2 separate regions of the Homo sapiens genome follow, and region 1 is linked to region 2. Evidence: chromatin loops called from intact Hi-C (ENCODE). Cell type or tissue: ovary. All regions are shown on one strand. Each heading gives the region's core, and the rest is flanking DNA. Links, peaks and the distances in the headings are about the cores only. Region 1 has its middle 29 kb from the start of TAFA5. Region 2 overlaps TAFA5 (TAFA chemokine like family member 5).

Region 1 (12,525 bases), core at 1,992-9,991, 55 kb before region 2:
CACAGCCAATCTCCCAGAACCTCTTCCTCTTGCCAACGAGGACAGTGAGGCCCTGGGAGGTTAGTTGGCTCACCGAAGGTTACCTGAATAATTTAAGGCCCTTTGGTAACACACATTAACTCTGCATTTCAAACACCTCCCCGCTGCAAGTGTATTTCAGCAGTCAGTTTTCTTCACTAACCCATATATGAGGGAGATAGGAAGAGAAGTGCAGGTGGTAAGTCGCAGGTGACCAGACACTTGTGTTAGGAAAATCCAGAGCCCCCCACGCCCCAGGAAGCAGCCAACAGAGAATCGCCTCCATGGTGTGGATTTAGAAAGCAGAGTTTAGAGATTTTTCCTGAGAAATTGTGTGGAAGCATGGTTATTTGAGATGTTCATGAGGTGAAGAACATTCATGGACATGCACACACACACACACACACACACACACACACACACACACACGAGAGAGAGAGAGAAAGGGAAACCCCCTCCTATCCGACGTTGCCTCATGATGTTGATGCTACAGTCATAAAACCTTATTTTGCAGATTACAAAACAATTTCAATAGAATATCCCATTTGATCCCTCCAAAACAAAACCATATGTGGTAGAGAGACAGGTATCATGATTACCATTTTTCAAGAAAAACAAAAGAGATGGAGATCCGGGGAGTTGAGAACTCACTCCCCAACACTGGCTGGGGCCTGTGGGGCGTGGGTACATCTCCTGCTCTCGGCTCCATTGTTCTTCCCTTGCTGTCTCACCCTCCACCCCAGGAGGGTTTCCAGGATCATCACTGTCCAGGTGCCTAAAATCCCACCATCCAGAAGCAACCTGTATCTTGTCATTTATTCAGATGTTATAGATTCTACATAGAAGTCTTTTTTTTTTTTTGAGATGGAGTCTCACTCTGTCACCCAGGCTGGAGTGTAGTGGCACAATCTCGGCTCACTGCAACCTCCATGTCCCGGGTTCAAGTGATTCTCCTGCCTCAGCCTCCCAAGTAGCTCGGATTACAGGTGCACCCCACCACGCCTGACTAATTGTTTGTATTTTTAATAGAGACAGGGTTTCACCATGTTGACCGGGCTGGTCTCAAACTCCTGAGTGATCTGCCCGCCTCGGCCTCCCAAAGTGCTGGGATTACAGGCGTGAGCCACTGTGCCCGGCCTGTCTACATATAAGTCTTATGCTTTGCTGATTAAATGTACCTTTAGGTATTTTAGAAAGTTAATTCGTTATGATGAATAGATTTTCTGTCCATCTCCACTTGAAACTGGATAGTTCTGAAAGAATTGTTATTATTCTGTTGTGAATTGACCTTCTGCCCCAGCGACGTCACCACATTCACGGGTGGTGTTCATGGTGTCTTCAGTCTTTTGGTTTTCTGGGGATACAACCATATCCTGGACCAGTGAATAAGTCTTTTCAATGTTAATTATGTATCGAATAACATTCCAACCAGATTCCCCATGGATATTTTGGCAGACTGGACAAAGCAATCTTCAACTGCACACGGAAGATAGAATGTCCAGGAATTGTTATTTGTTTAATTAAGTATAAATACCTCCTTCCATCAAGACAATATGACATTTCCACACATAGACCAAAACAGATCAATGGAACATAACAAAATGCCCAAATTTGTCACTGCCATGGCCATTTTTATGTGTCAACTTGGCTGGGCTGGAGTAGCCAGTTACTCAGCCCAACGCAAACCTGCGTGTAGCTGTGGAGGTATTTTGTAGATGTGGCTCACACCTCCTACTGATGGGCTTTAAGTAAAGGAGATGACCCTTGATCATGTGGGTGGAACTCAGCCAATCAGCCGAAGGCCTTCAGAGGAAAAACTGAGATTTCCTGGAGAAGAAATTCTGCCTCCAAACAGCAGCGCTAACTCTGCCTGAGTCTCCAGCCTGCCAGCCTGTCCTACATATTTTAGACTTACTAAACCCTGTGATCACATGAGCCTGTTCCTTAAAATAAACCTCTCTTTCCACACCTCAAATTTTCTGAATCAGTTCTCTAATCGGATTAGATTTCAAAGCCCTAATGACTCCATTCCAGGGGTGATGCGTCTGTAACACAATGTGGCGATGGAGACACACACGAGCCCACAACCGGATGCTCCTCATAAAACACGCAGAAGAGCCAAGGTTCTGGGTGGCCATGTATTTGGTGCCTCAGAACATTTTTGTCAAACTAAAGAGCATAAGGAGATTGGCTGGTTCTCCTAATTGTGCTCGGCAAAGCAGGGAAAAAAGAGAGATGAGCTCAGGGATTAGAATTTCCAGCACGAGCACCCGGTAAGTGACCTAGAACTGTCTGGGTCTACCCCAAAGGAAGCCCTTCCCTCCTGTTGCTGCAGAGCTTAGATTTCTGAAAACGAAATCCAGAGTCTCATCCTACAAGTGGCTGAATTGCAATCAAAATTGAATCCCACTTTTTAGGGAGGGTGTTGATTGGAGGGCAGACCTGAATGCCCTCAGGACCACCCCCCCGCCACCCACCTCTCTTTGCTTCCAGGCCTGTAACTAGGCTCAAGTCCCAGAAGAAGCCGAGAGGTCAGGGGTTCATGCACGAGTGTGACCTGTGAGAAGGTGCACTATAATTTTTCTTTTTTTGAGACAGAGTCTTTCTCTGTCGCCCAGGCTGGAGTGCAGTGGTGCAAACTCCGCCTCCCGGGTTCAAGTGATTCTCATGCGTCAGCCTCCCAAGTAGCTGGGACTACAGGCGCGCCACCCTGCCCAGCTAATTGTTTGTATTTTTAGTAGAGATGGGGTTTCACCATGTTGGCCAGGCTGGTCTCTAAATCCTGACCTCAGGTGATCCGCCCGCCTCAGCCTCCCAAAGTGCTGGGATTACAGGAATGAGCCACTGCGTCCGGCCTCACTACAATTTTAAAAACCTACATTTTTCCAATTTATAGAGACAGAAATCTCAGGACTATGTGTGGAAATGGACATTGAGAATGTGGGATAATGGTGGAAGGAATATAAATTCAGGCTCAATTTGTTGATATAGGCTCACTAAGCAGAAATTCCCAATTCAGTGCTGTAGCTCAGAGGTGGAGGGGAGGCGGTGGTGGGGTCTCTAACCATGTGTTGGGCTGGTTGCCTGAAGGCTGAACCACAGCATGTGAGCTGGAAATGCAGGGCTGGAATTGGTTTACTGCAGAAGAAGTGATTCGAAGATCTGGAGAGGTTGGAGCATGACAGTGGACATATCAGTAAGACCCACTCTCACCCTGGGAGGGCCTAGAGGCCATGCCTTTGCCTGTGGCCATGAGAAATGAACGCATGCAGGATCCCAGCTTTGTTGAAGTGCCCTGTCGTTGTTCCCTTCTGTAGGTCAGATATTATGGTGGGAAACGCTGCCAGGGAACTGAGATCCAAAAATGTAATGGGGGTCATTGGCCCCTGGTGTGGCAGGGTCAGGGGGCAGCATTTCACAGCCAGAGAACAAGGGGGCGTGGTTGTGGTGATGGACAGCAGAGTCACTGCAGCAATTAGAATAGTCTGACCTGCAGAGACCTATTGTGTTGGTTGGTGGACTGCGGTGTCCATAAAACAGAAGTAGATGGGCAGGCCGGGCATGGTGGCTCATGCCTGTAATCCCAGCACTTTGGGAGGCCGAGGTAGGTGGATCACCTGAGGTCAGGTCAAGACCAGCCTGGCCAACATGACGAAACCCCATCTCTACTAAAAATACAAAAATGAGCTGGGCGTGTGGCGGGCCCCTGTAATTCCAACTACTTGAGAGGCTGAGGAAGGAGAATCGCTTGAACCCAGGAGGCGGAGGTGGCGGTGAGCCGAGATTGCACCATTGCACTTCAGTCTGGGCAACAAGAGTGAAATTACATCTCTAAATAAATAAATAAGAAGTATATGGGCAGTCTAAGTTTTTACGTGACCTATATAAGTGGAAATGTTCTAGAACAAGTGAACAAAAATGTAACTTGAATCACTCAGCCACAGCCCCTCAATCAATTTCCAGTCTTGAGCCAGTTTACAAACACAAAATCCCTTGAATAAAGGGGAGGCCTGTTCCACCTTAGGAAGGACCCAGCTAGGCTGCCAAAAATTTAGTCAACTTTTCTCCCAACCTTCCCCAAAGGATCTGTGGCCGTTTACTGGGGTAGATGTACATTGGAGAAAAGAAACTAATCAGAGCTTTGGGGGACTGCTGGACACTGGCTCTGAACTGACATTAATTCCAGGGACCCCAGAAGTCACTATCACCCTCTAGTCTGAGTCGGGGCTTAGGGAGGTCAGGTGGTCAATGGAGTTTCTGCTCACGTTCATCTCACGGTGGGCCCGGTGGGTCCCTGAACCCATCGTGCGGTTATTTTCCTAGTTCCAAGTGCATGGTTGGGATAGACGCCCTCAGCACCTGGAGGGTCTCCATACAGGTTCCCTGACCCGTGTTGTGAGGAGTGTTACAGTGGTGGGAAAGGCCAGTGGAAGCCACTATAACAGCCTCTACCCAGGACAATAGTGAACCAAAAACAATACTGCAACCCTGGAAGCACTGTAGACATTGGTGCCACCACCAAGGACTTGTAGGATGCAGGGGTGGCGAGTCCCACTGCGTCTTCACTGCATTTTATTTGGCCTGTGCAAAGGACAACTAGATCCTGAAGAATGACACTGAGTTCTCAAGTCACTTAACCAAGTGGGGACACTCCACCTGTGACTGCTGTACCAGATGTGGGGGTACAATAAGACCTGGGGGCAGGTTTTATGGCTTGAGCTAATGGACACATCCTCTGGTCCCTGGTATACTCGCCCAACTTCGTGGCTTGCTGGGTCAGATAACACCAGTTCATGATGGGCAGCTCAGGTCACACGGTTACTGGGGGGCCCCTGATGAAGTGTTCCATTTGTCCTAAGGTCCAGCAGCAAGCCAAGAGCTGTTTCTCAAAAGGAGAGCAACGACAGCGGATGGTGGGGCTTTGCTCCCAAATTCTAAAACATCCTCCGCTGTGATTTACCTCTGGGGCCTGCCAAAGGCTACACACACAGTCCCTGTCTGCCACTGACACCTCAAACAACACTGGATCTGCTGGGTCTTATGGCCCAAGTGGCAGAGAGTCTGACATGTAAATGTCTTAGCAGTAAGTCGCGAGTAATTGCTACTTCTTGCTCACTAGGTCTCATCAGCATAAAGTCATCCATGGAATGAACTAGTGTGAGCTCTTGTGAAAGTGAAAGGTGGTTGACATGCTAAGAACTCAATTCTGACAGGCTGGAGAGCTGATGGACTGCTGGGGCAGGACCGTGAAGGTGCCTGACTGGCCTTGCCAGCTGAAAGCGAACTGCCTTATGATGGGAATGGAGAAGAAAGCATTTGCCAGATCAGTATCTGCATACCAGGGCTCCTGAACAAAGCGCCCGTGGTGCCTGGGATGGAGGCTGTGCTTTGCCTCAGAAACAGACTCCCGCTCATCAAGCCCCAGTGGCTATGGCCACCATGGATTGTCCAACCTGCCAGCAGCAGAGACCAGCACAGGGCCCCAATGTGGCACCATTCCCTGGGGTGATCAGCCAGCTACCTGGGGGCAGGTTGATTACATTGGACTGCTTCCACCCTGGACAAGGCAGCATTTTGTCCTTGCTGGAACAGGCACTCTGGGCGTGGATTTGTCTTCCCTGCACTCAATGCTGCTGCAAAAACCACCATCCCTGGGCTCACAGCTGCCTCGTCCACCATCGTGCTGTCCACACGGCATTGCCTCTCACCAAGGAGCTCACGTGACACAAATGAAGTGCGGCAATGGGCTCAGGCTCATAGAATGCCCTGGTCGCATCCTGCTTTGTGTAATCCTGAAGCAGCAGAGACCAGCGCTGGGCCCCGATGTGGCACCATTCCCTGGGGTGATCAGCCAGCTACACCGCCACCTTGGTGCCAGCATCACCTGCTTTTGACCGCTGAGAAAACCAAGACACAGAGGGGCTGGGACACACCCTGTTTCTTGCAGGTGGGAAGAGGCAGTGCCAGGAAGGGAACCGGGGGCTGGCATCCCCCAGCCTCAATGCTCCTTCTCAAGTGGAGAGAAGTGCCCTGCGGAGCTGGCAGAGTGTCCCCACCACCTGCGGGCCAGGTCGCCTTTCCCAAGGGCCAGGAGCATGTCCTGGCTCCATCCCAGAGCCAGACCTCAGCCATCCTAAGAAAGCCCTGCCCCGAGAGACTCCTGCTGTGGGAAGGGCCCTGCGGCAGCAAGGACAGGAGGATGTGAGGCAGATTTGGGGTGGGGGAGGACTGCGGGAGGCCAGGTGGGGGAGGGGTGTCACCTGCCCCAGGAACCCAAGGGGGGCAGTGCCCAAGACACACACAGGCACCCCCTCCAAAAGAATGATGGAATAGCTTTTTGAAGACTGGCTACAGCACCAGTTTGGAGGGCACCCATCTTGCACAGAGCACGCCAACTCCCCATTGCAGCCCCGGGCACTCCCGAAACCTCTGCTCTTGCTTCCTGACCCCTGGTCACTTGGGATAAACCTGGAAGGTTCTTCAAGGGCAGGTACAAGACAGAGAAGAAAGCGCAGCCCGGAGGAGAGAAGGTGGGGCATCTCCTCCCCACCGAGGCCACCCTGCAGCCCCCCACAGAGAAGTACAGTGAGAAGGTCACTTTGAAGAGAGTCTGGAGGGAAGCCCTCAGGCTGCACAGGTTTTTATTTGTTTGTTTATTTGTTTTTTTGAGACAGAGTCTCGCTCTGTCACCCAGGCTGGAGTGCAGTGGTGTGATCCCAGCTCATTGCAACCTCCACTTCCCTGGTTTAAGTGATTCTCCTGCCTCCCTCCAGAGTAGCTGGGATTACAGGCACCCACCACCACACCAGCTAATTTTTGTATTTTTAGTAGAGATGGGGTTTCACCATGTTGGCTAAGCTGTTCTCAAACTCCTGACCTCTGGTGATCTAGCCCCCTCAGCCTCCCAAAGTGCTGGGATTACAGGCATGAGCCACCGTGCCCAGCCTAGGCTTTTGACATCTGGAAGCAACCAGAAGAGCTTTGAGATGTGCTCAGGACCTCCGCAGGACAGGGAAGGATGCGGGCAGAGCTCGGCATCAGTTCATTTACTCTCAGCCTTGAGAACAAATGGACCTGCTCTGCCGCCTCCACCAAGGCTGGCTTCTCCGCTCCTGGAATAAACTTGCTAGTCCATGATGGATTATCCATCTAAATATACCACAGGATTTGATTTCTTATTTAAATTTTATTGAAGATTTTTGAATCCAAATTTAGAAATGAAATTAACATGTAATTTTTTCTTCTTTTATTATCATTATCAATCTTTGGTGTTCAGCTTTTCATCTTTTTGTGTGTTCTGGAATAGTTTAAATATCAGGAATTAAAGAATAACCAGAATACAGTTCGGAAATCATTAACTCAAGGAGTCATTTTTATTAGGTGATTTTTAAAATAGTCCCAAGCTCCACTGTGACCAGAGTCTTCCAGGTAAAATGACAGAACTTACGGTACAAAATCAAGGTCAGAAGTGGCTGCATCAAGAAGGGCTGGGAGAGAGGGTTGAGTAGACGCTAGGATGGGGAATTTTCAGTTCTCATTTTATAGACATATCTATGTTATTTTATTAAAGTTATTTCAGATATAAGACAAGACTATAAAGGAGACTAATAAACACCCTCTTGCCCACCACCAAGGTTTAGCAAATCAAAACATGATTTACTTAACAAATTCTCATATCAACTTTTTATTGTGCCATAGAGAACACATCTGAAAGGCCCGCCTCCCTGAGTGTTCACACACAGCGTACATCAGATCACGAGGCAGGACCTGATCAGCCCCAGGAGTCTCTGGCGCTCTGCCTCACCCGAAGGGAGGCTCCAATCTTCCCTGTCATGGCAGGGATGCCTCTTGAGCCTCTTAGCCTCCATGTGAATGGAACCAAAGTCTCTTTTTGCTGATGGAATGTTTGTGGGATTCCTCCAGGAATGACCCTGTGCGTGACCTTGTGGCCCCTCCACTCCCGTTGTGTGTGATTGTATTGTGTGAAGTGTCTGGTGTATGTACCCATTCTCTGGATGAGCAGGCAGCAGGCTCCAACTGGGCACTATCAAGAGAAGTGCTTCCAGAATATTCCAGGAAGTGGTACTTGGTAAACACATGGACCCATTCTATTGGGTTGATACCCAGGAAGGGAACTGCATGGGCACGGAATGTGCTGGTTTTTGGCTTCAGGAGGTGCTGCCCAGGGGCTTCCCAAAGGGACGGTGGCAGACACTGCACTGCAGCAGTGAAGAGGTAGATCCCAGCACATCTGGAGGCTGAGGCGGGTGGATCACCTGAGGTCAGGAGTTCGAGACCAGCCTGGCCAACAGGGTGAAACCCCGTCTTTACTAAAAATACAAAATTAGCCAGGTGTGATGGTGTAATGCCTGTGATCCTAGCTACTCAGGAGGCTGAAGCAGAATAGCTTGAACTCGGGAGGCAGAGGCTGCAGTAAGCCAAGATCGCACCATGGCACTCCAGCCTGGGTGAGACAGAGCAAGACTCCGTCTCAAAAAAAAAAAAAGGTGGAGCTCCTTAGTCCCTCATCCCCAGGCATCTCCCCGGGCTGCTGAATACACAGCGGCAGCTCAGGGAAGCGCACAGGGTGTGAGGGCCATTGGACATGCCTTTTTGTGAGGAGGTTGCTGAATACACAGCGGCAGCTCAGGGAAGCAGCACAGGGTGCGAGGGCCCCTTGGACATGCCTTTTTTCTGAGGAGTTTAGTCAAACATGAGGCCCCACTTTCTGCTGCATTTTTTTTTTCTGAGATGGAATCACACTCTGTCACCCAGGCTGGAATGCAGTGGTGCGATCTCGGCTCACAGCAACCTCCACCTCTTATCCTCCATGTGAACCAAGCACATTCCATCCCCACGCGGTTCCCTTCCTGGGTAAAAACCCAATAGAATGGGTTTGTGTGTTTACCAACAGCCACTTTCTGGAATATTCTGGAAGCACTTCTCTTGGTAGTGCCCAGTTGGAGCCTGCTGCCTGCTCATCCAGAGAATGGGTGCATGCACCAGACACTACGCTGGGTTCAAGCGATTCTCCCGCCTCAGCCTCCCGAGTGACCAGAGTTACAGGCACCGGCCACCGTGTTGCATTGTCTTGCTTCCTTACCCATCTGAAGTTCGTTACACACGTTAGCTACGAGTCCTGTGTTGCAAACCTGCCTTGTCAGTATCCCCGCCCACCAACAGCTGTCCTCTCCCTCTCTTAATGGCATCTTCTAATAAACGGAACGTCCTCATTTTAATGTAACTCAACGCATCCACTTTCCTAGGCCTTGTTTACGAAACCTGCCCCCACTAAGACCACAAAGATGCCCTCCTACACTTTTTTCTAAAAGCGCTCCTGTTTTCACATTTAGAACGGTAATACATCTGAAATTGATTTTTATGTAAGGTAAAAGGCAGGGGTCAGGATGCATCTTTTCCCACACAGATATTCAGCTAATCCCTCCCCACTTATTGAAGAGCCTCCCCTTTTCTTCCTGGACTGCAATCTTGGCTTTCTTTCAAATATATATATATATTTTTAATGAAACTCAAGGTTACAGACAAGTTTTCCCATTAATGTCCTCATTCTATTCCAGGATCTCATCCACAGCCCTACATCAGATTTACTTGTCAAAACAATCTGGTTCCTCTGGTCTGCAAGAGGTTCTACATCTCTCCTTGTTTGTCATGACCTTGACGGTCCCAAGCAGTACGGGCCACGCGTCCTGTGAACTGTCCCTGAGCCTGGGTTTACCTGCTGTTTCTTGGAAATCACACCACAGAAAGGAAATGCCTATCTCAGCACACCGCCCCGGGGGTGCGTGATTTCCACCTGCCATTGCTGGGGGTGCCGACCTTCATCATGTGGTTAAGGAGGCATCTGCCGGGATTCTCCACTGTGAGCTTCCTGTGGTTCCTTTTTGAGCCTATTGTTTGCAAACTAGTCATTGAGTCTGACCCTGCTCCCCTGTTTGGAGAAGAGAGGAGCTTATTAATCTCCACCTCCTGGATAACGAGGAGTAGCTACATAGAATCAGAATTCTACAGCAAAGTTTAGTGTCTCCTCCTCTATTTGTTTATTTATTCGGCCATTTATTTATATTCATGTGGACTTAAGACGCATATTAATTTTCTACACTGGCAAATCTTTTCAAACATTCAGTATTGAAGGCAGGGTTGTTGTTTGCTTCTGATTGAGTTGGAGCAAAAGGGACCAGGCTCAGCCTCTGACCGGAAGCAATAAAGCCAGAGAAAAATACATGAAAAAATCATTTTCCAAACACTGGACACCGGGCTGGGAAGGACCGGGGACCCTGAGAGGAGGGAAACCAGTGCAGTGACCTCTGTGATTGCTTCAGCCACTGCCAAGAGTTTCCAGCCACAGTACCCTGAGGGGCATCCACATGGGGACTGGTGGACCCCTGCGTTGAGTGGACAGAGCTCATGAGAGGGGAGGGCAGCACCGGGAGTGGGCCCCAGAGTTCTCCAGGCCCCCACACCGCACTGTTCACTGAATATTGATCAGCACATGTATGTGAGGAAGCTACCTACACCGCAGTGTTCACTGAATATTGATCAGCACGCGTGTGTGAGGAAGCTACCTACGCCTCAGTGTTCACTGAATATTGATCAGCACATGTATGTGAGGAAGCTACATATATGTACTTCTCTGGCTACAAAGTCAGAGCAAGAACCACCCGGAAGAATGGAAGGAAACGATGTTCCAAGCTCGCCAGGATGGGAATATCGCCCGTTCTCACCAGGCGTCGAGAAGAGCTCAGAGTTCCTGGAACATTGAGGAGATTCTTCAGAAGGCTCATGTCTCTGAATAGGGGAAAATTAGCCCTAGACTAAATGTTGCTCTCATTCTGCCTAATCAATGGGGAAAGCAATTCCTGAAAGGATAAAACTATTTCCAAGTAACGTAATTGTATATCAGAACAGAGCTCAAAAATAATGTAGGAATATAAAAAATTTAATACCAAAGAAGATAAAATTCATAACATCTGGCATCCAATAAAAAAACTACCAGGTAGTGCAAAATGAAGAGTAAAAAAAAAAATCAACTAAAATCAACCCATGACCAACACAGATGTTAAAATTGGCCAAAACAGACATGAATATAGTTATTTAAATTATAACCAACCACAAGTTCAAACACTAGAGCAAAGATTGGGCATGTTAAGCAGAGACTTGGAGGTTATTAAAAAGCACCAAATCAAACATGAAAACTGCAGTGTATGAGATGAAAATACACTGAATGAGATTAATGGAAACTTAGACATTGTGAAAGAAAATATCAGTGAACATGAAGGCATAGCAATAGAAACTATCAAAAATGAAATGTATAGAGAAAAAACTAAAACAACAGCATATTAGTGAATGATAGAAACTTTTTTTTTTCCTTGAGACATAGTCTTGCTCTGTCTCCCAGGCTGGAGTGCAGTGGCATGATCTCGGCTCACTGCAACCTCTGCCTCCCAGGTTGCAGCGATTCTCCTGCCTCAGCCTCCTGAGTAGCTGGGAATATAGGTGTCTGCCACCATGCCCAGCTAGTTTTTTGTATTTTTAGTAAAATGGAGTTTCACCATGTTGGGGAGGCTGGTCTCCTACTCATGACCTCAAGTGATCCACCTGCCTCGGCCTCCCAAAGTGCTGGGATTACAGGCATGAGCCACCGCGCCCGGCCGAGAAACTTTTTAGTAGCCTAATATATTTGTCCTTGGAGTCCCCAGAGAGACAGGAAAGAAAGGAAAACATATTTGAAGAAATAATGGCTGACATTTTCGTGAATTTCTGGAAAACTCTAAGCCCAGAAACACAAGATGCTCGTGAGCCCCAAGATTAAGAAATAAGAAAACTACCAGCTGCATCCTCATAAATTGTTCTAAACTACTGATCAAGAGAAAACTTTAAAGCAGCAAGATACAAAGTTATATTACATGCAGAAGAACACAGGTCAGCACGGCAACAGATCTATCATCGGAAACCATCCGAGCAAGAAGTCAGTAGGACAGTGTCTTTAAGGTAAAAAAAAATGTCAACTCTCAGTTCTATATCCAGTGAAAATGTCTTTCAAAAATGAAGACAAAATACTGCTTTAGACATACAAATGCTGAAAGAATTCATCATGGCCAAGAAATATTTCACTAAACAAGCTACTTCACTAGTAAATGAGTTTTGCAAAGTTGCAGAATACAAGATACATGTACAAAATCAGTTGTAGTTCTACATATTATCAATGAGCAATTAGAAATTAAAATTTAAAAGCACCATTTGCAAAGGCATCAAAAATATAAAATACTTATGACTGACAATGTGCAGGTTATTTATGCAATTTCTATCAAAGTGCCAGAAGGATTTTTTGTATCTGATTCTAAAGTTTATACAGGAAACTAAAGGAACCAGAATAGCCAAAAAAAAAAATTTTTTTTGAAAAGAAGAATGAAATTAGGGAAATTGCACTACCCGATTTTAAGACTTAAAGCCTTACTCTGTAGCTGCAGTCATGAAGATAGTGCTGTG
Region 2 (12,525 bases), core at 1,404-9,403:
GAACAGGATGGATGTCCACTGAACTGCTTGTAGGGCAATGCTGTATTCTGGGGTGGGGGAACCTGGCTGTGTCATTGAGCAGAGAGCAGCCCCTGAGAAATTTGGCTTGAAGGCCTCCTCCTCCTCCAGGATGCTCCCCTGGCTTCCCTCCCCCATGCTCCCTGTGCTCTGAGCTCCCTGGCTTCAGGAACAACATCAAGGAAGAGGTGGATTTGGATGTGTATGGACTCTGAGGCCTGCGTTCCTGCTGTTTCCTGACCTTGCCCAGGCAGGCAGCCATGCGCATTGCAGGCATTTGATAGACTTCCTTCCCACACTCAAAAGCACTTGAGGACTTAAAGAAATGGGTTTTAGTTGTTTGCAAAAGTCCATCTTTGGAAGATTTCTCACCCCTTCCTTGACATGAGGGAGGGAGGGGCTGGGCACCCCATGTGCCTGGCCCACATGGATATTGCTGTCATCTGTTATGGGGACATGCTCACCTGGTGACTCCAAGCAGTTTTAGGGTCAACCAGGACATTGCATGACCCAGAACTGGTCTCTGCTGGGAAGTGGGGAGACTCAGGAAGCAGGGACAGCCCTGGAGGAGGCCGCTGGGGATCCCAGACCCCAATGACTCCCCTGTCGCTTCTTCTTCATGTGTGGACAGGAGAGAGAAGCCCAGGCCCTGGTCACCACCTGCCAGCAGAGAAGTCCAACCAGTCTGGAATCCCACAGGAAAAGCCACCTTCTCGGGCTGGCCTCTTTTGTCTCCTGCTCCTTGGCAAACTGGGTCAGGTGGCTGACGCTTCCCAGAGCTTCCTCCTCCTCCTCCTCCTCCTCACTGTCTCCTGGGGCTGTGCGTCTGCAGGGAGAAGCGTGATGTGGCTCCCAGGGGGAGGGGAGGCTGCTTATAAGGACAGGAGCACATTCCTGTTGTTGGAAAATGTCCTTCAGTCAGCGCCACACTGCAGGTCTGCAGAAAGCCATTTCTCAGTTTCCATTGCACAAGAGGCCCTCGCCCAGGTCAAGACAAAACTCTGTGTTTTCTCCAACAGACAGAGGCGTCTGCTGTGCAAAGCCGCATTCGTTCTGCAAGGCCCAACCCCTGAGCTCCTAGAAAGGCATTCTCCATTCTCAAGGTTGTCACCCGGCCCGGCACACACAGGCCCTGACGCAGGCCCATCTCTCCAGGTATCGGAAATGAAGCATCACCTGTGGAACCTTACAAGACGGTGCTGACAGTTTCTTCCCGCACTGGGAGAGCCACGGGGCAACTGCCCGCTTGTGCCTGGTGCGTCCCCCGAAGCCGAGGCTGATGTCTGGTCTTGAGCAGTCAGGCGGGCTCCCGGAAAGGGCTACAGATGCGGAACGGGGCTTGCTGTGGGGAACGGTGCGCTCACTCACTCCTCACCATTGCTAGGCTGAGGCCGGTGGCCAAGGTTGGAGCCCCATGGCACAGAGCTGCAGGGAGGGCCACCAGAAGCTGATGGCCACGGTTCAGGCGGGGATTTGGGGAAAGTGTCAAGGGGCCCTCGCCACCCGATTCCGTGTGTGCCTGGTCTGGTAGACCAGGCTGCAAGGTGACTGAGCCCCTGTGGTGGACCAGGCTGCAAGGGGACTGAGCCCCTGCAGGCTGCCTGGTGGGAGGAGGTGGAGGAGATGCCCTGCTGACAGTGGGGCTGGCCCCTTCGCTGCCTCTCGCTGCGCGGCCACAGTGCAGAAAGGAAAGGATCATCTTCTGCTCCGCTCAAGGAGAGGTGGAATTTTAAAGAGAATAACTGGCCGGGAGCAGTGGCTCACGCCTGTAATCCCAGCACTTTGGGAGGCGACGGTGGGCAGATCGCTTGAGGTCAGGAGTTCGAGACCAGCCTGGCCAACATGGTGAAACCCTGTCTCTACTAAAAATACAAAAAATTAGCCGGGTGCAGTGGTGGGCACCTGTCATCCCAGCTACTCGGGAGGCTGAGGCAAGAGAGTGGCTTGAACCTGGGAGACAGAGGTTGCAGTGAGCTGAGATCACACCACTGGCTGAGATCACACCACTGCACTCCAGCCTGGGTGATAGAGCGAGACTTTGTCTCAAAAGAGAGAGACGGCCGGGCGCGGTGGCTCATGCCTGTAATCCTAGCACTTTGGGAGGCCGAGGCGGGTGGATCACGAGGTCAGGAGATCGAGACCATCCTGGCTAACACAGTGAAGCCACGTCTCTACTAAAAATACAAAAAAAAATTACCCGGGGGTGGTGGCGAGCGCCTTTAGTCCCAGCTACTTGGGAGGCTGAGGCAGGAGAATGGTGTGAACCTGGGAGGAGGAGCTTGCAGTGAGCCGAGATTGTGCCACTGCAGTCCAGCCTGGGCGACAGAGCGAGACTCTGTCTCAAAAAAAAAAAAAAAAAAAAAAGAGAGAGAGAGAGAGACTAACTGAAAAGAAGAGGAAAGTAACAACATTTGAAATAAGGATGGTACCAAACCTAGACTGGTTTGTGGTGGGGGGAGTGTGCTGTACACGTGTGATCACTCTGACACAGCCACTCTGGGGTGCGTTTCTTCCCAGGCACAGGCCTGTTTATGTGCAGAGGGTTTCCTGGAGGAAGGAAAGGGTTTGGGACCCTCGGTAACCCTAAAGTTGTCAACCCACCCTACACCGTCTACAGGAAGTCCTCACTCCGCATTGGTGATAAGAGCTGGAAACTGCAAATTTCAGGAAAATGACAGACAGCAGGTCCTGGAGTAACATTGCTTCCTTCGACTGTGTTTTCTTGTAACATCGAAGCGTTTTGTTACAGGCCGTTTTGCTTCAAGCCTCAGTTTCCAAGACCCTCAGGTCCACATGAAGGGAGGGCTCATCGCATGTGCAGAGTTGAGTGCAGCTCCTTCCTGTCACTCAGAGGCCTTCTGTCATGGGCGGCTCTAAGAGCCCCCCCAATAGAAGGACAGACTGGCGATTCCTGGGTGCCACCCCATGCCGGCTTCTAACTGCAGTGTGACCAGACCCATTTCAAGCTCCAGGACCCGGAGGCTTCCCAAGGCTGAAGTCAGCCCAGTGCTCTGAGCGAGACATGGCTAAGAGAAGCTGAGCACCTGGGCAGGCCTGTGCGGCCCCAGAGCCCGCGTCTGCCCTGTGGTTCTGACAGGGCCCTGGCCTTGGGCAGTCTGCAGGAGGAGGAGGTGCCGTGCCTTGCTCTGCTCCATGGGGGCAGTCCCAGTGAGGGCCACTTTGGTCTCCTCGGTGACTCACAGAGACCACCTCATCTGTCTGCCCACTCCCACAGTGCTGGTCCCCAGGGCTGAAGTTGGCAGCCCTGTCTGGGCGCTGTGGGGGCCAAGAAGAGGGCTTGGCCTGGTGTTCTCAGCTTGGATGAGGGCTCTCAGCTACCCAGCAGGGCAGGAGGAAAGGGGGATGATCCAGTCCTCAGAAGACCCTTCCTCCTGCCCTTCCCTTTCCTGTCACTTCCCTCTGAGATCTCAGCCTCTGCAGGTCTCTCGGGGGTGTAGACTCCCCGTCTTGGGGCCAAGCACTTCGAGGCTGTGAGAAAGAAGCTCAGTGCCTGGAAGGAGGTCAAGGCTAGTGTCAGGGCCCTTGGCTGCACCCCAGGCCCGGCCGCGGAGTTGCCGCTGCATATATGAGTGGGCTCGGGATGAAATGAATGCATGCTTCTCAGAAATTCTAGATGAGAAAATTTCCATCTCAATTAATGTAAAATAAGTTTTGGGAGGTGGTGGTAGGCATTGGAAAATTAAATGACACCTTCTTGGCATCTCACGTTGGTGAGAAGGCCAACCGATTATTTTTATATTACAATCCCCAGGCGTTGTCAAATTGATTAATAAATTCATTGAAAACCTGTTCCTTCTTCATAGATTTAATTTTGGTAGCCAGGGAATAACTTCGCCATGACTTTTGAGTCTCAGCTCTCTCTGTCTGACAGCCAACATGGGGTTAATTGAGGTGGCCGCGGCTCCTGGCCCTCCAGAACTTGGGCCACATCTCTGAGGACATGGTCTTTAGTGTCCTGAGGAAACCGAGAACCGCCCTGCAGACCCTGCCCAGGGAGCTTATAAGCCGGGCAGCATGGAGAGCCTGGGGGTCAGTCCCCCACTCATGCCAGCCAGGTGACTTGTCCCGGTGGAGACCCACCGTCCTAGACTACAGGGAACTCTGAAAATTGAGCACAAAACATAGCTCTGAGCTTCCTGGCAGAGAAGGCAAAAAGGGAAAATCCACTGGTCATGTGACCTTCCTTTTCTATTCATGTCTGGCAGCATCTGGGAATGTTGACGTGGTACTAATGGGGCTGTTGCTCTGGGCTGACACCAGGGTGGGTGGCGTTTCCACAAATCATCTCTGATCTCCAAACCATACAGGGTAAGCACTGCCATCTCCATTTTGGGGGTGAAAACACAGAGGTCCAAAGTTGGACATGGCACGGGCCTCCCAGCCAGCAAGTGGCTGAACCTCATTTAGGAATCGTTCCATGGAAAGGAGCAGAGACTCAGATAAGCAGGTGCAGAGCTGGCGAATGCAGGAGCCCAGGCTTGCGCAGGCAGCGTCCTCTCAGCAGTGGGTGAAGAACCTCATTTAGGAATCGTTCCATGGAAAGGAGCAGAGACTCAGATAAGCAGGTGCAGAGCTGGCGAATGCAGGAGCCCAGGCTTGCACAGGCAGCGTCCTCTCAGCAGTGGGTGAAGAACCTCAGTTAGGAATTATTCCCTGGAAAGGAGCAGAGACTCAGATAAGCAGGTGCAGAGCTGGCAAATGCTGGAGCCCAGGGCTTGCGCAGGCAGCGTCCTCTCAGCAGTGGGCTTCTGCAGGCAGGCGGATCACCTGATCGCAGCTGTCTGTCCGCTGTCCTGCCTGACCCCTGACCCCTGCAGGGGACCCTTCTCCTGGGTCACCTTCACGGCACCCCTCTCCTTCAGTGCCTTGACCTCAGACCACAGGGACCTCAACTCCTCCATCCACCCTGGCCTCCTTTCCCCTTCTCCAGTTCCTCTCCTGCCTTCCCATCTGCTCGTCTGCTCTCCCTTGATGCTCCTTTCCTCAGGGACCTCTCTTTTCACAGTGACCCCTGACCTTCTAGTTGCCCAATTCCAAGGGCACCCCTGAGGCCTCATTGCACCCGGCCCTGCTGCATCCAATGCCCAATGCAAGCGGGAGGCCCCCGGCTCCAGGCGGGACGGGGAGTGTGGAGGGCACCGCCCCAGAGGAAGGGACAGTGCGGGGACTTGGGGACAGTGGGCAAGGCCGCTGAAGCCACACCTCAGAACAGGAACTGGCATTGGCCAGGGGATGGGGGTCTCTGTGGGCTCCTCCTCTCCAGGCCCACTGCTGGCTCCCCCAGGGGTCTCCATCAGTCTCGGTGGGCAGGTGTCGTTCCTCCAGGTGGGCTGAACTCAGAGACCCCCACCCTACCCAGGGAAAGGCAACCCGGGCAGCCACCCTCCCCACCCCAGCCTCACTCCCTGTGCGCCGCCTTCACCGCCGCTCAGCACCCGCCGGCCTTGACCTCACCCAATGGCAGGTTGAGGAGAAACAGACTTGGTGAAATAAGGCCTCAGCACAGCTTTCTGATTGGCCCGGCAACGCACTTGCCATTAACTTTATGACGCGCTACCCAAAGACTAATTAAACCAGATGGCGGCGAAACCCACGTGGAGGCGCCGAGACATTTTTACGTTTAAGTTGATCAGAATTAGGTGGAACGGCATATGCTTGTGGAGATTGGGAATTTTTTAACTACATATTAACGGCTTTTCTTAATACTCTTCCTGGTGATCTCAGCACAATCCACCCCCTTTGTGCCATTTAATTCCTGCGATTCCCATTCCCCTGTCACCGAGACCTCGGGGCCGCGTGGTTTTGGTGTAATTTAAGTGAGTGGAATATTCAGTGCAGACATCATCACCATCGTCTGTGACATTCGCTGCTGAACGAAATGGGGGCCCGCCCCCAACTCTCGGCAGGAGCTGGTGGGCCTTTTCCCTGTTGCAGCCTGGGAACGCCTTGGAGAAGGCCATACCCACGGCAAGGTGAGTGCAGCTCTGAACGTTGCAGGGTGAAGCCAGTCTGCACAGGACGTCTCTACTGGCCTCTGCTTCATGTCCCATTGTGTCTGGGCTCGGGTCATGTGGCTCAGGACAGGGGTGGCCCTTCATGAAATCCCCCAAATTTAGATGGAGGAGAAGCCACCGCCACGAAGGCAAGTGCCTTCCAGGAGGTTGGTGGCCGCAGCCCCCAGCCAGGCCAGTGCTGACCCACCTCCGGGACACTGCATGTGGCCCTCACAGTTGTGCCAGGCAGTGCTTGATGGGGAGGGGCTGTGGGGATGTGCACGACCCCATCCAGGTCCTGCTCTCAGAGGGGTCTGGCTGCCCTTACAGACTTTCAAACATCTTATGTATTTATTTTTCGCATAGTTAAAATTCACATAACAAAATCAACCCTGTTGAAGATTGCATTCTGCTGGCATCTAGTGCAGCCACCATGCTGTACAACCCCACAGTAGCCGAGTTCTCGTTTCCGTCACCCCACAAAAAGCCCCGTGCCTATGAAGCAATCCCTCCCTCTGCAGCCATTCTCCCAGCCCCGGAAGCTCCTGCTCTCCCAGACCTTCAGAAGCAAAGGCTGCAGAGGCCTTTCCAGACTGGGCACTCGGACGTCCACCTGAGGTCCTCTCTCTCCTGCCCCCAGCAGGGAAGCCAAAGCAACTGCTACAGGGCCCAGCTGGCACAGACTCCAGGCCCAGCCAGCACCAGCAGTTGCTCAGCATGCCCCATTCTCCCCAGGTCCCAGGTCCTGGGTCCCTGACTTCAGAGGGTCCTGGCCACTGGGACGGCTGGCAGATGCAAGATGGGAAGCAGCCCTGACCCCCACCACCTCCTCCTGGGACACGCCCATGCCCTGCCTCTGCTATCCTTCCTCAGCTGCCTGAGGGCTGGCTGGTGTGAGCCCAGGCTCCTGTAGGGTATGCCAGGAGCAAGCTGTGACCTGGCCCCGGGCTGTGGAGCCCATGCTACTCTCCACTGAGGATCCTGGGCTGCTCTGTCCCGCGTACGGGCATCCGGGTTCTGATAGCCCGCCGGGCCCTGGGCCACCAGAGGCCTTGAATTGCGTCCTGGTGACAGTCAGCCCCTTGCATGGGGCACGCACAGACCTGGGCCTAGGCTGGGGCACCGAGATCCCCACATCCAGCAGCCGCGGTGAGGCTGGCCTGCCTGCTTCCCGGGGCCACCTCTGCCGTGCCGTCTCCTCCCTCTCCCCTGCCCCCTCTGTTGGTTGCTCCTCCCCCGCCCTCTCTGGGCAGGCACGGCCGGGTGGGGGTGAGGTTCTGGCAAAGCCCCCTCTGTTTTCCAGCCCAGTGGCGCTCACATGTGACGGTGCGGGGGCAGCCTCGTGAAAAGCCCCTTTGTGTCTCCTCCCTAATTAAGAAATAGCAGCAGGCTCCGGGGGCCCAGGCCCCACGTCCTCTCTGAACGCTGGCCGTGGTCACAGGCGGCTGGATGGGCAGGCCTAGCAGTGGACTTCAAGGAAGAATCCCCCAGGCCCACCAGGCAGCCCTGCTGCTTTCCGGGGGCTCCTCTCACATTGTCAGGCCACCCGGTAGGTCTGGGAGGCTTTCTCCACCCTCGGGTCCCAGGAGCTGAGATGGTACCCGCAGGAGCCCACGTGGGATCTGGGTGTCTGGACCTGGGGTTTCAGACCTGATTCTCCCTCCTGTTCTGTGGGGCCTCCCTGAGGCTCAGCCCTCCCCTCTGTGAAATGGGGAGAATAAGGCGCTCTGCCCCCCAGAATCCACATTCAGAGAGCTAGAAGTCCTTCCAGGCCTGGACAAAGAGGTGCCCGTCCTCCCCAAACCAAGGCAGAGGGACATCTGAGAGGGTGTCCTGAGTCCACCTCCCCCTGTCCCACCTGGGATGTCCGTCTGTGTCTCCTCCGCATAGCTGCCCATGCCCTCAGGAAAACGAGGGCTCTTGTCTCTTTTCCAGAACCCCAGATTCTGAGGCAAAGGCTCGGAAAGAACCCACAGTTCTCACGGCATTATTGTCACTGAGCGGGTCTTACCCTCCAGCCTGGGAGGCGGACTCTCTCAGAGCAGGGGTGCTCAGCAGGGAGGGCTGACCGAGGGGAGCCCTGAGAGACCCCTGACGAGAACAGGGGGCCTGCAGAGGAAACAGGTCCCCTAAGGTCACGGTCACGCCCAGTGAGACTCCAGCCCAGCTTTCCGGAGTGCTGTGCCCAGGGTCACGCTGGGACAGGCAAGCGGTGTCACCTCTTTTCCTGAAGACACTTTACACCCATGTGGAAAAGGAGAACGGTACTTTTCACTCACCTGGAGGAGGGACAGAGGCAAGGGCTGCCCCTTCCCCCTTTCTTCCTGGGGTGACCAGGCGGCCGGCGGTCCCCCAGCTCACCTGTCCGTCAAGAGCTGTCGGACACCCTGGAGGGAGGGCTCACGTCTGCAGTGCAGCAGGGAGGACGCCTGGGGTCTCCACCCACCGGCTTTGACCTAGCACAATCAACAGCCTTCAGTGGCTGACCCCAGGCCGAGAGCTATAGGGTAGTTTAAATTTGAAAATTAACATGGAATCAAAAGAGACAGAGTAATTTTTCATTCTGCTTGAAAGGTTATTTGCTTTCTCAGCCGATGCTTAGTGTACTGATACATGATGTCAAAAGGTAAATGATTTTAAACCAGATTCAATTTAAATTTCATTACATATTTGTAGGAGATAGAGGCTCCAAGAATCCCGCGTCTTCCCTTTGAGGACCTTTCACTTTTAATAACTCTGGAGCCTAATGCCCTAATCTGTTTATCGCGCAATCGCGTAGTCGCAGGGGCCACGCTTCTCAGACTCAGAATCGGAGCGTCCATGAAACAGGCTGTGGTCTCCAGGGCGGCCCCTCATGCATCTCGCTGCCACTGACCCTGGGTCTTCTCTGCCATCCCAGGCAGCACACGTGTCCTTTTATGTGAAGGGGGGGATGCCCTCCTTGAATGCAGACTCGGGGTGTGGGTCCCCTGTGGCTGCTGGGCCACGAGAGAGGGATGGGTGGTGGGAGGCGGGGACAGGCGGGAGGCCTGGAGTGGGACCAGAAGCAGCTCAGCTGAAACTGGGGGCGGTGGCGGGCAAATCGCGTTCTTCTTGGAGCCCTGGGCTCCTCACGGGCAACTAGAGTGTTCTGAGCAGCTGAGCCCTTGGGAGTCTCTCTGCAGGAGGGAGGTGAGCCGAGCAGGTCCCGTACCTCTTGCCCATCCCAGTCATGGCTGCACCTTGGACCAGTCACCTAACCTCTCTGTGCCATGGAAACAGGGTAATGGCAGGGCCACTGTGCAGAGTGGGAAAGTGTCCCCTCAACATTCATGTCCCCTGGAACCTCAGAATGTGACTTTACTTGGAAATTGTTTGTTGCAGATGGAATTAGTTAAGATGTGGTCACACGAGAGTTGGATAGGCCCTAAATCCAGTGCCCGGTGTCCTTAGAAGATGCAGAGAGACCCTGAGACCACCCAGAGGAAGACGCCCTGTGGAAACGGAGGTGGAGATGGGGGTGACGGGCCTGCTAGCCGAGGAGCCGCTGGGTGGCCAGCCACGCTGGAAGCTGGAGGCCACATGTTTCCCCTGGAGCTCCCAGAAGGAACTGGCCCTGCCAACACTTTGTGGACTTCTGGCCCAGAACTGTGTGAAGATAATTCCACTGTGTGAGATGCCGGGTTTGTGGGATTTTGTTATGCCGACACAGGCCACTAACACGCCACCCTCGGGGTGTGAGGGTCCCAGTACTGACCCCGGCCCAGGTGACACTGGGCATGTGTTGGCTGCTTCCATCCTTCTGTCCATTCCACCGTGCACGGGCTCACCCCGAAGGCCTGGGGCCCAAGGCTGTTCCAACACCCACCACTTACCCTTCTCGCTGGTGAAGTGGCCAACTGCCATCTGATTCTGCAGGTGGGACACCCTATTGGATGAAGTGTTTCTGGAGTGGCCCCTGCACCCAGCAGTGCCTTTGTTGGGGATGGAGAGTCAGAATGCCTGCCATCGGGGACTTGAGATTAATTTGGTGGTGGTCCTAGACGGATGTGAGGGATTTGGAGAGAGACCAGGTGTGGAGGGGCTTTGGGGCAGAGCCGGGGGTGGCCTGACTTGGCTTAATGGGCAGGAAGAGGGGGCATGGAGCTCTCAGACCAGGGGAATGGGCAGCCTTCCCTGATGTTGCCAGAAACTGCTTCCATGTCCTCTCATCTGGTTTAGGGGCCCCTAAACAAGGGGATCTGGAAGGTCGGGAAAAGCCCACTGTCTTTCAGACCCTGGGCTTCAGCACATCCCTCAGGCCAGGGCCAGGGCCAGGGGGGGTCGCAGGGTGGGATGACAGGTTGTGATCCAGGCAGGTGAGGACCTGTCCCCACCGTAAGCAGCCAACCCCTGGAAAAGCCCAGGTGGCTGAGTTCTGCCTGTGTTCAAAAGATGTCTCTTTGTAGGGGATGTGTGCGTGGGAGGCTGGAATTTGCTTTGGAAATTAATTGCCTGTTGAATTCTTCCCACCACGGCCGTAACCGTGCAGGATCCAGGGCATGTGAGGAGGGCTGTGAATGGGCTTCCTCTGGCCCATTTCATCAGTTATTGCCCTATCATCGCTCCTCTGGCTTCATTTACCCAGCAGGACATTGCTTTTACAGGCTCATCTGGGCACTTTTAAAAAATAAAGTCAGTGCATTCCAGGAACCCCTCTTCCCGATTTGGGTTTGTTGTATTTTGCAACATCAAACAGTGAGGAGTGGAAGGTTCCAGATCACGGCCCAGGGACCCCTGGCGTTCAGTTTGCAGACATTCTCTTGCCAGGCAGCCAGCTTTGCTTCCTGTCTGACTTTTGCTCGCCTTTGCTTCCACCTCGTGCTCCCATTTTCTCTCCTTTCTGCATTGCTAATGATATTGTTTGTTCTCGGTGCCACATAAAAAAAGCACAAGATAATCACCCAGGCATTAGTCATCATTAAGCTGGTGATAAAAACAAAAAAATTCTAAAGTGCTGTTTCCAGGATGGGTGTCGTGCCTGCGATGAATGGTGTTTATTACAAATGTGAGTTTCGGGGAGCCATCCCAGCCAGCCGCACGGGAGACGGAGGATGCGTGGCCACAGATGGACCCGATCCGTTAGGTGTAAAAGGTAAATACGGCGAGAAGTTTCCATCACCACCTGGAACTGCCCCAATCTTCGTTGAATTTGTCATTAAAGCATCGTGCTCATCTGTGGGTGCTGTTGAGGTTCCTTAGCAGGGCTCTCTGCGTTCACCTGGCATCTGTCAACTTGGAGTTGACATCGGGGCCAGGATGAGCTTCATGTGGAGGGTGTGGAGGGAGGTGGAGCTGTAGCTCCTGCTCAGACCAAACTCGGGGAGGGGCTTAGACGACAAGGAGGACAGAGGCCGAGCTCCCGGCCAGCCAGTGCCCACCCTCCGGATGGGGAGCGCATGGTTACTTCCCTTGCGGCCTTATTCCTTAGGATAGGTATTCCAAGAATACTTGTCTGCAAGTAACGGAACACGTGACCAGCATTGGCTTAAACAGCAAGGACGTTGTTTTGTTTTTGTTTTTTCCCACGTAGAAGCTGGAGATGGGCAGCCCAAGGCTGACGGTTGCTGTCCAAGACTGGAACCTCCTCCCACCCCTCCCTCTGTCCCCTGCGTCTACCTGTGGTCTCGGTGGCAGAGCCTGTGGCAGTTCTGGGCCTTGTATCTGTAGGTGGGAAGGGCGGCAGCTGCCTTGGGGGCTCTGAACAGGTGTGAGGCTCCCGGAATTCCGTCTGTGCCCACAGGCTGGGGGGATGCAGACCCCCCAGGTCCGGAGGCGGCCACCTCCCATCCACTGGCACCGGCGGCCCCAGGGCTTGGCTCTGTCCTTAGAGTCTCCCTCCCTCAGTGGCTGGTGGGGGCTGGTGGGCTCCCTGGGGCAGTGGTTGTGACTCTACACTCGCGTCCTCCGCTTCTGGAAACTGAGGCTGCCTGGGGTGGGCGCGGGGCCAGGCAAGGTTAGGCCCCCAACCTCGAGAGGCAACCTGAAGCCCTCCCCAGGCACAGGGCCTGAGTCCTCTCATCCGCCCCTGGGAGGAAGGCCATTCCCTTCACAGCCCAGGCCATGGGAGAGACTGCCTGGACATCATCTGGGCCTGCCTGGGGTTTTGTGGCCACTCATGGAGGGTCACCTGGGCCTGTGGGTGGAAGTTTAAGGCCAACTGTAAGTCGGCCCAAGGAGCCCACATGCCCCCAGGCTGGCCTGTCCCTTGGTGACTCTGGCTGGGAGGCCTCCCTACAGGGCCCTCCAGCTCCAGTATATCGTGGGTCTGCTGTCCACCACGTCCCTGTCCTGGGGGACTAGAGGGTGGGGCTGCTGAGCACAGGGCAAGACACTTCCAATGGGAGGCCAGGAATAGCTGGAAGGGGCTGCGGCAGCTGGAGCCCCCCATGGCGGGGCTGTGTCGGTTCCTTCCCAGCAGGAGACCCAGAGCCCATGGGTCACGGTGGAGGATGGCCAGGCTGGATGGGGGCGG

Evidence for each region. Peaks named below come from ENCODE experiments on the same cell type or tissue, not always from the same donor. Only the 100,000 strongest peaks of a DNase experiment are listed, where the experiment ranks them.
Region 1: it touches region 2 in a loop (2.9-fold over the local background); 2 of 110 quality-filtered maps call a loop at or near these places.

Annotation. Positions count from the first base shown.
Region 1 is chr22:48,454,649-48,467,173 of GRCh38, forward strand. No RefSeq gene overlaps it. Among named protein-coding and RNA genes, the nearest start is that of TAFA5, 29 kb to the right of the region's middle. In ovary, for the core only: no CTCF peak of the experiment used is centred there; a DNase peak (open chromatin) is centred at 5,403.
Region 2 is chr22:48,510,563-48,523,087 of GRCh38, forward strand. All of the region lies in intron 1 of TAFA5 (TAFA chemokine like family member 5), which reads left to right. Among named protein-coding and RNA genes, the nearest start is that of TAFA5, 27 kb to the left of the region's middle. RefSeq lists enhancers at 71-1,011, 1,012-1,951, 4,768-5,508, 12,149-12,525. In ovary, for the core only: no CTCF peak of the experiment used is centred there; no DNase peak of the experiment used is centred there.